Linked DNA regions of Homo sapiens: region 1 is linked to region 2. Evidence: chromatin loops called from intact Hi-C (ENCODE). Cell type or tissue: MCF 10A. All regions are shown on one strand. Each heading gives the region's core, and the rest is flanking DNA. Links, peaks and the distances in the headings are about the cores only. Region 1 overlaps ANKFN1 (ankyrin repeat and fibronectin type III domain containing 1). Region 2 overlaps PCTP (phosphatidylcholine transfer protein).

What was found. Peaks named below come from ENCODE experiments on the same cell type or tissue, not always from the same donor. Only the 100,000 strongest peaks of a DNase experiment are listed, where the experiment ranks them.
Region 1: a loop joins it to region 2, with 5 times the contacts of the local background. A loop is called at or near these places in 4 of 110 quality-filtered maps.

The regions. Positions count from the first base shown.
Region 1 is chr17:56,316,139-56,323,289 of GRCh38, reverse strand. The region is part of intron 3 of ANKFN1 (ankyrin repeat and fibronectin type III domain containing 1); the gene reads right to left. Among named protein-coding and RNA genes, the nearest start is that of ANKFN1, 170 kb to the right of the region's middle. In MCF 10A, for the core only: a CTCF peak has its summit at 3,560 (motif pointing right); a DNase peak (open chromatin) is centred at 3,579.
Region 2 is chr17:55,766,402-55,773,552 of GRCh38, reverse strand. PCTP (phosphatidylcholine transfer protein) reads right to left here. Exons shown (of 6, transcript NM_021213.4): 2 at 6,101-6,218; 3 at 2,368-2,447. Among named protein-coding and RNA genes, the nearest start is that of PCTP, 19 kb to the right of the region's middle. In MCF 10A, for the core only: a CTCF peak has its summit at 3,108 (motif pointing right); DNase peaks (open chromatin) are centred at 3,142 and 3,762.

The sequences.
Region 1 (7,151 bases), core at 809-5,808, 550 kb before region 2:
AATAATGACTACAGCACGAGATGGGATCTAAAGGCAGCTTTGCCCTTTCTTTCCTTCTACTCCTCCCCCATTACTCCACCCTCCATGTCATAATACTAATGTTCTCATTTGGAACACTGAGAATGTTTGTTCCACACTCAGAACTTCCCCTCCACCCAATTCCACCCCCACAGTTATTTAACTTGCTTAGGATATTTGCGAATGTGTCTCACTGATTCAATTAAAAGCTCCTTTAAATACAAGGATTGTGTTTTATTTTGCATCTTTCTCCTTCAGCCACTACACCTCCAGCCCTAGTAAGTGCTCAGTAAAATTAAGAAAGAAAATCATTTATTATATGCAGATATTAAATGAAGCAATGTGGTTGGGAGGGCGCATTGCTCCCATTCAAAGATGAACAGGGCATCTTTTCAAAGATAAAAGAGATATACTTAGCATGAGATATGCAACCAATTACAATAAAAGGCAGAATTAAGTAAATGCCATAAAAAAGTATGAGCAATGTGCTAAGGGAACATAGAATTATTACTTCTTTCTGTAACACATAGAAAATGTTCACAGAGAAGGTGGCGTTTGAACTGGAACTGGAGGAATGAAGATCTCTCTACAGGTTGAAAAGAAGAAACAGGTTCGGCGTCACGGCATAGTGTCAAGGCATAGAGTTCCGGGGCTGTTAGGGAATGACAAGTAGTCCAGTGTACTGGAGTGAATAATGCAGGGAAGAGCTGATGGAATTGGTCTCAAAAAGTAAGCAGGAGCTAAATTGGGGAGAGCTCGAACACCATGTTAAAGAGTTTGGATGTTATGCCATAGGTGACAGTGAGCTGAGCAGGAGAATGCCAGAACAGTTGATTAGGATCCACCTGGCCTGGCCATTGTGGATAGTGGTGAGAACCCAGAAGCAGGAAGACACTGATGGTGTGAAGGCCCGTGAAGATGTAAATTAGGAGATGAAAGTCTTATATTTGGAGATAGAACTTACAGGATTGTCAATAGTATAGGTGGGGGATGGGGAGGATGAGAGAGAGAGACACGTTGAAGGTGACTTAAAGTTTTAGCCTACATGATGGCGGATGATGATGACATTAATTTATTCCAGTACATACACCTAGAGATAATTATGGCATGCAGGTTGTGGTCTGTGCTCTTTTTTTTAAGACAGAGAAAAGAACAGAAGCTGAGTCCTTGGAGTCATGTCAATGTGCCTAGACATTCATAGAATGCTTTGAAGAACCCATTTAGCACCAGGTAAAGATTTTAGCCCAGGCTGTGACAGATGAGCTGCCTCTAGCAACATTGAGGGCCATTTCCAGGGGGCATGGGTACAGGGTTTCCATGAAATGTGAGAGTCTGCGGTTTCCCACTACAGTTGTTTAGCTCATTGGAAAGAACCTGGGTCTGGGAAACGGGAGTTTGAACTTCAGTCCTTGAGCTGCCCCTCACCAGCTGTGTGATCTTGGGCAAGTTACTTTTTATCATTAGGCTTCATTATTCTCACCTGTGAAATGAGAGCATTGGACCAGTTAAATTCAAAGGTCTCTTTTAGTATACTCTCCTCTGATTTGTGACATATGATGTATAGAATTTCAGAATACTTGCAAAATTAGGCCAAAGCCCACCAACATCAGAAGCCAGTAATGTCCACTTTCCCCTGCAAAATCCTGACCATATTTTGAGAATGTCCATATATCGCTGCAAATGCATGTCTGCCCTGTGGTTAGTTCCATGTGGTTTGTTTGTTAGACATAAATTTAAATTGATCACTTTTTGATGGCTATTTTCTAACAATTTTTCACTTTTTTTTCAGCGAAGATTTTTTTTTTTTTTTCTTAGGGAGTGCCTTTTCATCAGGATCTCAAAATTAAATTATAAGAAAGTGGCATTCCCTTACTGTGGTCAGCAAAGAGCCTGGCCAGCCTACTTCCGTTCCCTAATCTCTTGACCTTCCTTAGGGCGAGGCTGCTCAATAACGGCTCCGATTCTTTTTTTAAAAATAAAATGTGCTACTTACCGAAAGCTGCTAAAAAGGAGACAAAAAAATAGGAAAAGAAAACTAACACCCCAGGGTGTATCTGAATATGCTTATTATGTGCGAAGTTGTTAGTAATGAATGTGAAACTCTTCTTCCTCCTCCCTCTCAATTTCTAATCCCCAAAGAAAAAAGAAAAGGGGTGGGGGAGTGCATTGGCTATTCAATCCAAAGCAGACTTTTTTTTTTTTTTTTTTCCTAAAGAAAAGATGCAGACTGCTCACGGGCATGCTAGTTCTTGATTATTTTGTTTTAAGCACCAATTGACCTTTCAGACTAAAAGTAACGGTCTCAAAATATCCTGAGAAAGCCTCTTTTAGAATTTTTCTCTAAGTCTTGGAGACGAGACACATTGCATTCAAAAAGACTCTTCGAAAAGAGATGGCCCATATTCCTCGTAGTGCAATCCGATGACAGAGTGTTTATCTGAACTAATCATGTGGGATTTTCCAGTGCCACATTTTTGAGAAACGGGATTCTCTTAAAGGAGGTTACAAACACTTCACTGAAAGCTTTCCAAGAACAGCTTCATCCGTCCTCTCAGCAGCCTCTCACCGGGCTGTAGCACCGACGTGATAATCGGAGTCCATGCTTCTGAAAAGCCTTCTTGTCCTGGCTGCCACCCTCCTTTCAGTCATCATTAGAATTCTCAAGCTATGAATCCCCTATTGTCTGTATGAGCCCAGGATCCCCCACACCATGCCGAGGAAGGAATGTGAGCCTCCTGGGTCTGGCTCTAAGTCTCAACCTTATCCAGCAGGTCACAAAGCCCCATTTATATGCAGTTCCAACATTTTATCATAATTCTTTATCTGCTCGGCCCCATATATCCTCTAGGGCAGTCAGGAGACATTTGGTAATGAAGCCCATTTATCCTTATTTTCTCAATTGGCACACTTCAGGTTATAATATTTATGTTCACACTGTCTTAATTTTGGATGTCAAAGATACTATACTAGACAAGTAGCATTGCCAAAGGATAATTGAACCATGTGGAAGAGTTCACCAGAGTCTGATACATGATGTGGTTTGTCATATTACCAATCATTGCATCAAAATAGTTACTTTTAATAGCTCAGTGGAAAAATAAATGCTGCCATTTATCAAATACCTTCTATGTGCCATGCAATGGTATCTCTGAATTCTCACACTCTACAAAGTAGGATTACCCACTTTTTATCGATGAGGAAACTCAGGTTCAGAGAGATTAATCAGCTTGTTTATGTGCATTTAGGGACTGAGCTGAGACTCAGACCCAGGTCTCTGCAAAGTTTGTGGTATTTCCACTTCATTCCTTTGCCAAGAAATAAGAAATAATACATAATATGTATAATAATATAATAAGAAATATAATACATTTCGTTAGTTGTTTTACATTAATGTAACATAATTATTTTTCATCAAAAACATGTAAATAATTATGAAGTTCGGGCTGATAAAATGCTTTGGCCAACTGAGAAATGAGATCAGCTCTGATAAGCATTAGCACATCAGTAGGAATTTGTAGCATAAATTTCACCTATCAATAGGTGGCAGTATTCACCTAACTCTCTTTAAAAGGAGCCAGCACAGGTTGCTTCTTATGACCAATCCCTAGGCCATCTGTATTCTTTGATGCACTAGATTTGGTCATAATGAATAAAGTGTGTAATAGGTTGGTGGCTAATTGGACCTCAATCATGCCTTTGTATAGGGATATCTGGACTGTAGTGCGGTTGTGGTAGAGGACTGTTATCCATGGCAGAGATGTTGGGATCCCTCTCCATTTACAACACTCATTTTGGCCGTTCCTCTGGGGAAGTCTTTTATTGGTGATTCAAAGCCAAAGATGATTTTTGTGCCCTGGTTTACTTTAAGGATGTTGTGCAGAATTCTCAAACAATTTGAAAATGAAATAGTTAATACTCTAGGATTTGATAACTCATAAACCAATGTTTGTCTAGATTAAAAAATAGAACATTTATCAGACTTCAGGGTTTCAGCTTTTTCAAAACCCTATGTATGTGTACAGCTACCCATCAAATCATATGAATCTTCACCAGTAGGCACGGAAGCTGGAATCCATGAGGTGACTATTCAATAGACAAGTCAAAACGGTTTCGTTGATTAGTCAAAATACTGAAGGATAAATGACTACTCAATTTTAGGCAGACCCCTCCTCCTCTTCTTCCTCCTTTGTCTATGTTTTTTCTTCCTCCTCATTTTTTTTGTAAAGAAAATCTTAATATTGAAATATCTGCAGTTAAAAGTCACAGATTCAGTCTCTATTTTCTACTTGCCAACAGGAGTCCACTTAGGAGAATTTAGCTTTATAAAGTCAAGAAAACAGGTAGATAAAAAGATAAAAGAATAACCTGAAAGACTCTTTGACCTATCTTTATGCTATCTTCTCCATTTTCATTTGAGATACTTGGGAACAGATCATTATCAATGACGACAAACAAGCACTTGGAAATCAGATAGGATGAGTAGTCCTAACTCAGAACTAAGACGTTGACTCCAATAAGATTCTCAGCAGACCAGATTTTCTTAAAAGAATACAGATTGGCTGGTGGAATAAGGAAGGTGGCCCTGAAGACAGACTATTTACCTCTCTTTCATGTTCCCGATGGAATGAATGTCTTTCTCCTCTCTCCTTGTAGTATTTATAACGATGTTAAAACTCTCAGCACAGCCTAACTTCATTAGAGTTACTTGGGGCTCTATGTAATTCCCTTACTGGATTGAAATCTCCATGAGGGCAGGACCCGGGCCTCATTGATTTTTGAATTTCCCTCTCAGCTCTTGGACTGGGGCCCTGTGCATGGTAGATAATTTTCAATACATATAGGTTTAATTGAAAAGAATTAAAGAGAACTCAGAGGAATGCATTTTATACTTTTTCCCAGTTTAAGGAAAAGGGCAGCTTTGGTGTTGGATGCTATGCATGCTCATATTTCTACTTTCTTATCTGCTTCTTCCATTTCAGGACAGTATTGGTGAGGGTAGAGGTATCATGCCAAAGGCCAGCACACCCCCCCCAGAACCATTAATTATCTATTTTTACATCCTTGGCAAGGCCATCTGGTTTTGTAGAAAAATGCCCTGGTTATATGAAGGTTAATTGCAGAGGCAGGCCAAAAAATAAAAATAAAATTTAAAAAAAGGCAGTTACAAGGGACATTAAGTGACCTACTGTGTCATTCCAATCACTAATATTTCCTGCCTTTGTGGTCTGGAGACTCAATCTGCACTAAAGAGCTGAACAAGGCAATGCTATTTCCTGGTGGTGGTTATCATTGTTTCCCATATTAGGACAAAGCTAAGCACAAGGGGAGACAATGTGTATCGTGTCTCACAAGGGAAGGGTAAGCATCTTCAAAAGCTTACAAAATTACATTGAACCCATTTAGGCATATCAGGAGATATTGCCAAGCTGGAGAAATGAATTACCCAGCTGAATATCACAGGCATAATGAAGTTGTCAACAGCAACAGTGCAGCTGTAGATTGTCTGATTATGTGTTGACTGCACTGGCCATTCAGGGACACACCAGGAAGGAAATTGTTGTCATATTGTCCACCACATTCCAAGCCCCATCCCAGCCATGGTGATAAACCCGATACCCTTAGGAGTATGTGGAAAATAAAAATAACAACAGCAAGCCAGAAAGAAAGAGCATCCTCTTCTGATGGTCTCTTATGTCTAGCATTGCTGGAGTCTCTCCCCTTCTGTTACTCTAATCTGTCATCTTCTTTTAAAAAAATGACCATGACAAGGAATGCAAGTTTAGATTCTGGCCCTCCAAACAAACATTTCACAATGGGCTTTTTAGCCTTTGTTAAATTCAAAATAAGCGGGAGTCCAGCAAGAAAGCTTTAACTACGTGGGTGGGATTTACACCTTTCCTATGAGTCAAAGATGAAGGCAAGCTGGAGTTTTCCCTTTTGCTAAAGCATCTAAAAAGGTTGATTTGCAATGTTTCTGGACAGCAACTGGAATGTTCTTGAAGGTTCTTCTGGCTTTTTTCTTTTTTAAAAACACCTTCAGTTTTCTCCTCTAAGTGAGGGGGTCATGCTAGATGACGTTGAAAGTCACTTCTAGCTCTAACATGTTATGATGTCAAGAAGCCATAGAGCACTTAACACATAGAAGAACTTCTCTGCCACAAAGAAAAAAATGCTTTATTTCAACCCAGCTAGTCTTGGTTTGTATTGGACATATGGTCTGATATTTCAGAGTCAATATATGTGATCTCTCTTTCCAGAGAGTGTGCTGAAATCTGCTTTAAACGTGTGTTATTTATCAGGAATGTTTTCTTTTTTAAAAAGGAACTAATGTAGATGTGCCTCACTCATTAATAGAATTCTATTCTCTATTCAGGTTTTCTTCAGAGAAAGCCAACAAGATGTTTCTATTAGTGGGACTGGTGCTTTTTAAATGCTTACAGTATAGCACAGGAGCATTTGATCCTTTAATTACCCTAGGTGGCCCCACTCAGTGGGTGGTGATTTGGGTGAGGAATCTGGATAGCTTTGGTGGTCAGTCAAGCCATAAAGAAAACTCTCCTCCTTCCACCCTCATTTATTTTTCTCTCCTGAGTGCCAGTCAAAATGAGATTTTTTTGTTTTTTGTCAATTCTTCTAGGAATACTTCTGTTTGGCATTTGAATCCAGGCTTAAGTTAAATTTTAGGCCCCCAAGACCAAATTTCCAAAAGGGTCCTCTACCCTTGGCTAACTGCTAAATGAATAAATCTCTAAAGAAGCCTTCCGTATTTTCCAGGTCCTTTTCTCCATTTATTTCACAGCCTAAGTGTTCCTTAGATGATACTTGAGTGGGTGGCTTATGACCCAGTCTCCTGCCAAATTGCTCAGCTTTCTACTGCCATAAGAAATACCTCCTCCATTTTACAAATGGAAAAGTCTCCTTGGTTTATCTCCACAACTTCATGGAATCAGATCCTTAGTATTAAGGAGAGAATTCTTTGTAATTAATCACAGTGAGAATTTGAAATACCAAGAGAAGCAAGGAAGTTAATTCTATTTGCACATTCAAGCATAATAATAAAGACGCATAACTGTGTAATAAGACCCAGCAATTATAAAGGCCATCTGCACTATCAGTTAAACGTTGACTGTAAA
Region 2 (7,151 bases), core at 973-5,972:
GTGCCTCACACCACCTAGTATTCTCACCAAAGAGCATGTATTACTTACCTGTGAGTGATCCCTTCATGCTTTTAATTATGTGAGGAAACCACATTTCCTTTCTCCAAGAAGGCACTGGGAGATGACAGAGGAATGGTCACTTAACAGCTGTGTGGTCCTAGGTAAGCTACTCAGCCTTGCTGAGACTCAGATTCCCTATGTAGGAAAGGGAGTAACACTGCCTTGCAGACAGGCTTGGTGGGGGCATTAGAGAAAGACCTGGGCAGAGTAAGCACTCGACAGACAATGGTGTCATTCCTCTTTGTTCTGGCCTCACCCAATGCTCTAATTACTGACCTTTATGCATAGTAAATGGTCAAGCAATGTTACAGCTGATGACCATAGGAAGACATGGGACTACATGAATATTTCGTAGGCAGATGTCCTCTCTGGGCTAACACTAGTTTACCAAGAATAACAAAACCATTTCATGTCCATCAGCCTTGACAGAAGAACCCTTAAGTTTACGGCACTATTCTAGGGAGGATAATGAAAGTCTATGAAACAACAGGAATCACTACTTATCGAGCCTTTATCATGTAACATCATGCACTTGACATACAGCTTAAATTTGGATCCTTACAAAGACCCTGTGAGTTTGGTATGAGTATCCCCATACTACAGATGACAAAAGTGAGGCTCAGAGAGGAAAAGAACCTTGCCAAAAATCCCACATCCCAGCTGAAGTGATGAAACATGAATTTTTATCCCAGATCTGGCTCCAAAACCTACTTAGAATTTCATAGTTGGATGGAGCTCAGATATTTAGTTTGTTAGTTACACTTTCATAAAACAGAATTTTGGGTTTCCCACTCAAAGGAATCAAAAACCTAAAATAATCAAAAAGTCACTACGCACAACACAATTACACTTACTATAACATGGCAGCCGTCTCAGCCTCCACCCACCTCAGTGTCTTTTTTTTTTTTTTTTTTGAGACAGAGTCTCACCCAGACTGGAGTAGAGTGTCACGATCTCGGCTCACTGCAACCTCCACCTCCTGGGTTCAAGTGATCCTCCCACCTCAGCCTCCGGAGTAGCTGGGATTGCAGGCGCCCACCACACCCAGCTAAATTTTTTTGTATTTTTAATAGAGACAGGGTTTCTCCATGTTGGCCAGGCTGATCTCGAACTCTGACATCAAGTGATCTGCCCACTTTGGACTCCCAAAGTGTTGGGATTACAGGCGTGAGCCACCCGCGTTCAGTCCCACCTCAGTGTCTTGACAGCGCCCCCTGTTGCCCCACCCTCACATTGGACAGTCTATTGCTCCATGCTCTTATACACTAATAAGTAAAGTTCTTAAATGTTTCAGGAAAGAGATGTTGATTTGTCACTGGGTTCCTTTCTCCTACACCTTTTACTTTTTCCTTTTAGCAAATATTGTTCCACTCTCTCCCCCAACTTTCTCAGCTCATGTGATAGATATCATCTGATACTCCACGGAGGAAGAATTATCTTGATATAGTGATTAAAATTTGGCAGAACACCTTTGAAGTGTTGGCAGTTCATCTAATTCAGTGGCTTCCAAACTTTTTTTTGACTCCAAGAGACCCTTTGCTAAAAGGATCTTACATGGAAATTGAACCTGTAAAACACTCCGCTGCTGGGATTGAAGAGCATGGTGAAGGAGTCAAAATCTTACCTAGGAGTCATCCTACTTCCATCCTACCCACCCCCAAAATTCCATCCTAGCCCCCCAGCTTAGTCCTAAGGGGGCTTCTGAAGACCTTACAGTGCCAGCCAAGCCTCCCTACATTTCATTCAACTGCTTCATTTCATAAACAAGGACATTGAGGGGAAGAAGCTTACAGTCAGTGTCCAGAGCCAACAATCAAGGAGGGATTTCTGTGGGGTCTACTGAGATGGGGGAGGCGGAGAGAGCTGGAAATGCAGAGGCCTGAGTTCCAGCACCTGCTCTGCCACTAACCACCTATGTGCCTCTGTCCTATCACCTCTTTGGGAGCCCTTTTTCCTTCTGTAGACTGAGGGAGCTGTAACAAGCACTTTTTATAAGAAGTTCCTTCCAGATCCCCAATTCTGTGGCCTGACAATTTCAAGGCCTAGGAAACTTCTTAGGAAAGTAAGAGCTGCTCTCCAGTGACCAAAATTACAGACACTTCATGTGGTTGGGCCCAGAAATCACACTCTGAGCTCTCCAAACACCATACAAGAAGCAATATCTTTAGCAAATGCTGCTGCAAGAATCAGAGACAATGTTATCTGTGCCTGCTGAGAAACCAGCTCTACCTCTCTGCAATAGACTGCAGCTGAGGAACACAGAAACACTTAGAGGGCCAGGGAATGAGTACCTTGTGGAAAGGATACGTCTCTGTTGGACATGGGAAAAGGGTACTTCACTTCCCAGTAGACCACAGTCTCTCCGTTGCATTCTTGTTCATAGAGTTCTAAAGGAAAGCAAAAGAAGTTAATGCATCTGGAAGCCTTTTTAGCTACAACTAATAAGGGTATGACCTCTTAGGCCAAGCATGGTGGCTCATGCCTGTAATCCCAGCACTTTTTGAGGCCAAGGTGAGTCAATTGCTCAAGTCCAGGAGTTCAAGACCAGCCTGGGAAATATGGTGAAACCCCATCTCTATATATAAAAAAAAAAAAAAGCAAAAAAATCAGCCAGGTATGGTGGTGCATGTCTGTAGTCCCAGCTACTCTGGAGGCTGAGGTAGGAGGATCATCCAAGCCTAGCAGGTCAAGGCTGCAGTGAGCCAAGCCATGATTGCACCACTGCACTCCAGCCTGGGTGACAGAATGACACCATGTCTCAAGAAAAAAAAAAAAAAAGATGACCTCTTAGGTTATGATAAACCACTAACTCATAAGGTATAAAATTCTAGAAAAAAGTCAAACCGATTAATTTCCACTGAAAGCTTATTGCCCAGGGACAGAGTCTAGTGGATAGAAAAACACAGCACAAATAAAAGAAGCCAACAAATCTTGGCCATTCTATAGCATAATCAATATTCTTGATAGAATGCAATGAAACAAAATCAGACATCAAAAAAATAGTCAGAGGTTTTAAATTCAGGATAACCACCAGATGTCACTAGAGTACCAATAGTTTTGCTTCTGAGCCCTTTAATTCCCCTTTAGGATTCCTTGATCCATTACAGCTAACCTGGAACGGAGTCACCCAGTCTAGCACATTCATAGGTCGGATATGAAGGTTCCAGAATGAGCAACGTCCTTCTTGAATAGTTAGAGATCAGCAGAACTATGGCTTACCCCAAGTTTCTTTCTTCTCTCCCATGTTTCTTTGCACTATGCCACAGCTAGGGTGACCAAATTTCCCTAATAATCCTTCCGTCTTACTATTATGTGCAAACAGCAGCCAACTCTTGGAGGGAGATAGCAAAGAAATTTAATGGCATGCACACCCTCTGTCCCCAGACTGTGCTGTGCAGTAAACTTCTTTCTACCTCCAGTTAAAGGAGCCCAAAGTCCCTGGAGGAGATGGTAAGGAGGGATAATTTAGGTTTTGAAAGAAAATCTATTAGAAGCACACTGTAGATTAAGGAGTGTGCCAGCCCATTAAGGTCACAGGAGGCTGATGAGAGTCCTTAAAAGAAAGGGAGAGGTGGACATCTGTTGCTTTTACATGCTCAGCATTGATCGCCCCTTGAGCATCTCAATTTTCCTTCAGGGCATCACCCTTCCCCTACTTCTCAGCTGCATGGTTTCGCAAGACTGACTCTGCAGTAATTTCAGGGCTGGGAAAATGAGCAAGACACGGCCATGGTGACGAATTCAGGGATGGCAGATCTGTCCAGAGTCGTAGTTAGTCACTCTAGCAAGTTGAGAGCAAAAAGTGATTTAGTAAAGCTCTCGGATGGACCAGAGTGAGATTTCCAACCTCAAGATTGTTCCAGCAAAGCCTAACTGCTGCTTCCACTGGATGAGAACCCAGAGTGAAAGCTGTTGATGTTGGGGAGCAAACATCAGAGACTCAGCAGTTGTTTTCCCTAAAGTCAGATGCCATCACTGGTCACTGAAAAATGGATCTTCCATGCTGCCTGCTTCCTCACATGGCTCTTTTCCAAATTGAAGCCACATGTGGGTCTTATTGGCAGAGTCTATGTCACATGACTGTATCTTGGCTGCAAGGGAGGCCTGGACAGACAGTGTCTGGCTGTTCCCTTGGATAGGTAAGCATCCCACTGCCCCCTAAATAGGAAGAGTATTTGAGAACACTAAGTTGCCCAAAACCATGATGAATGTCCACAGAAAATAAGCACAAACTCCAAGCTGAGCTGACAAGAGCCAATCCTGGCATCTGGCTGTCATCCCTAGAAAAGTAGAATTCTCCTTCCTCTGGGGTTATTCATATGGTTAGAATATAAATCTGGATCTTCTGGCAGACATCTTGGCCATGACATAAGAATCTGCCTAGGAATTAGGTCAACACAGAAGAAAACAGAGTCTACAGATGGAGAAAGAAACAATCCTGATGAAATTATTTAAGTTCCCTGTTGCAGCTGTCCTCAAAGTTAGAAACCCCTGGACTTTTTTCAATGCCATGAACTAATAAACTCCTTTTTCTCTTCTTACACTGTCTTTAGTTGGCTTTCTGTTACTTGCAACCAAGAGTCTTGACTAAAGGCTTTATGTGCCTTTGGCTAGTTTCATAGTTCCATTCCACTATGACTGGGTTGGCAGAGGCTACTCCAGCTCTAAGTGGCAGGAGAAGTCCCTGTGTGATGTCTTTCATAACACATAACTTACAGGGAAAAATCTAAGACCGATAGCCTGGTCGCCATGCTAGGCCCTGGAGGATCTGGACCCAACAGCTGCCCTAGTTCGCCTAGTAGTAGAAGAACCTACCCTAGCTCTTCGACTACTACTAGTACTAGTTCTATTAGCTAGTTCTACTAGTACTAGCAGTACTAACAATAGTAGTAGTAGAACTAGTACTAACAGTAGTCGAAGACCTAGGATAGGTTCTCTTACTCCAACCAACCCAACAACACCAAACTGCTGGCGGCTATTGAACATATTGCTTCACGCTTTCCTGACCTTACTAATGCTGATCCCTGAGCCTAGAATGCTCTTAACCAGTCATCCTGTCCCTCTCTTACCTCCTCACATACATGTATTCTTCTCTGTTTGGAAAATTTTGATTCAACTCTCAAACCAAAACTTGGACCGCACCTCCTCCCCTTTCATGACAACCTAGATACATGGGAGGATCACACAACTTAAAAGTGGCAGCAAAGGAGCCCCAAGAGCAAACTGTGGAGAGGATCTAAAACTAGGTAAGGAGCAAGTCCTAGCAATAGCAAAAGTGCATTTCAGTCCAACATTTAAAATGCTTTTGTGCCAAAATTTAATAGGAAGCACTATGTAGTAGAAGTTAATTTTATTTTTTTCTACTGGCAAGAATAAATAAAAATAGATTAGACTTTTTTTTTTTTTTGAGACAGGGTCTCCCTCTGTTGTCCCTGCTGAAGTACAGTCTTGGCTCACTGCAACCTCTGCTTCTTGGGTTCAAGCAATTCTTAGTGCCTCAGCCTCCTAAGTAGTTGGGACTATAGGCATGCGCCACCATGCCCAGCTAAGTTTTGTATTTTTAGTAGAGACGGGATTTCACCATGTTGGCCAGGCTGGTCTCAAACTCCTGGCCTCAAGTGATCTGTCCGCCTCAGCCTCCCCACGTGCTGGGATTACAGGCGTGAGTCACTGCATCTGGTCAGAATAGATCTACTTTTTAATGATCAAAAAAAAAAAAAAAAAAAAGCACTGGGTGCAGCGGCTCATGCCTGTAATCCTAGCACTTTGGGAGGCCAAGGCAAGCGGATCACCTGAGGTCAGAAGTTCAAGACCAGCCTGACTAACATGGAGAAACCCTGTCTCTACTAAAGATACAAAAATTAGCCAGGTGTGGTGGCGGGCGCCTGTAGTCCCAGCTACTCAGGAGGCTGAGGCAGGAGAATCGCTTGAACCCAGGAGGCGGAGATTGCGGTGAGCTGAGATCCTACCTTTGCACTTCACCCTGGGCTACAAAAGTGAAAGTACGTCTAAAAAAAAAAGAAAAGCAAGCATCACTCACCTTTAACATACTGGTCCCATTGTTTTCTGTAATCTGAGTCCATATAGATGTCTGCCAGTAGAGTTGGTGAGCAGTCCTCCAGAACACCAAAGACTTTATACTCATAAAGTCCAGTCTTCTATAAAAACAGAACAGGTAGAAATGTCTATTGGTTCCCAAGTTGAGAGAAAGCTGCATTCCACATAATTAAACTAAAGAGCTTCTGCACAGCAAAAGAAACTACCATCAGAGTGAACAGGCAACCTACAAAATGGGAGAAAATTTTCACAACCTACTCATCTGACAAAGGGCTAATATCCAGAATCTACAATGAACTCCAACAAATTTACAAGAAAAAAACAAACAACCCCATCAAAAAGTGGGTGAAGGACAAGAACAGATACTTCTCAAAAGAAGACATTTATGCAGCCAAAAAACACATGAAAAAATGCTCACCATCACTGGCCATCAGAGAAATGCAAATCAAAACCACAATGAGATACCATCTCACACCAGTTAGAATGGCAATCATTAAAAAGTCAGGAAAAAACAGGTGCTGGAGAGGATGTGGAGAAATAAGAATACTTTTACACTGTTGGTGGGATTGTAAACTAGTTCAACCATTGTGGAAGTCAGTGTGGCGATTCCTCAGGGATCTAGAACTAGAAATACCATTTGACCCAGCCATCCCATTACTGGGTATATACCCAAAGGACTATAAATCATGCTGCTATAAAGACACATGCACACATATGTTTACTGCGGCTCTATTCACAATAGCAAAGACTTGGAACCAACCCAAATGTCCAACAATGATAGACTGGATTAAGAAAATGTGACACATATACACCATGGAATACTATGCAGCCATAAAAAATGACGAGTTCATGTCCTTTGTAGGGACATGGATGAAATTGGAAATCATCATTCTCAGTAAACTATCACAAGAACAAAAAACCAAACACCACATATTCTCACTCATAGGTGGGAATTGAACAATGAGAACACATGGACACAGGAAGGGGAACATTACACTCTGGGGACTGTTGTGGGGTGGGGGGAGGGGGGAGGG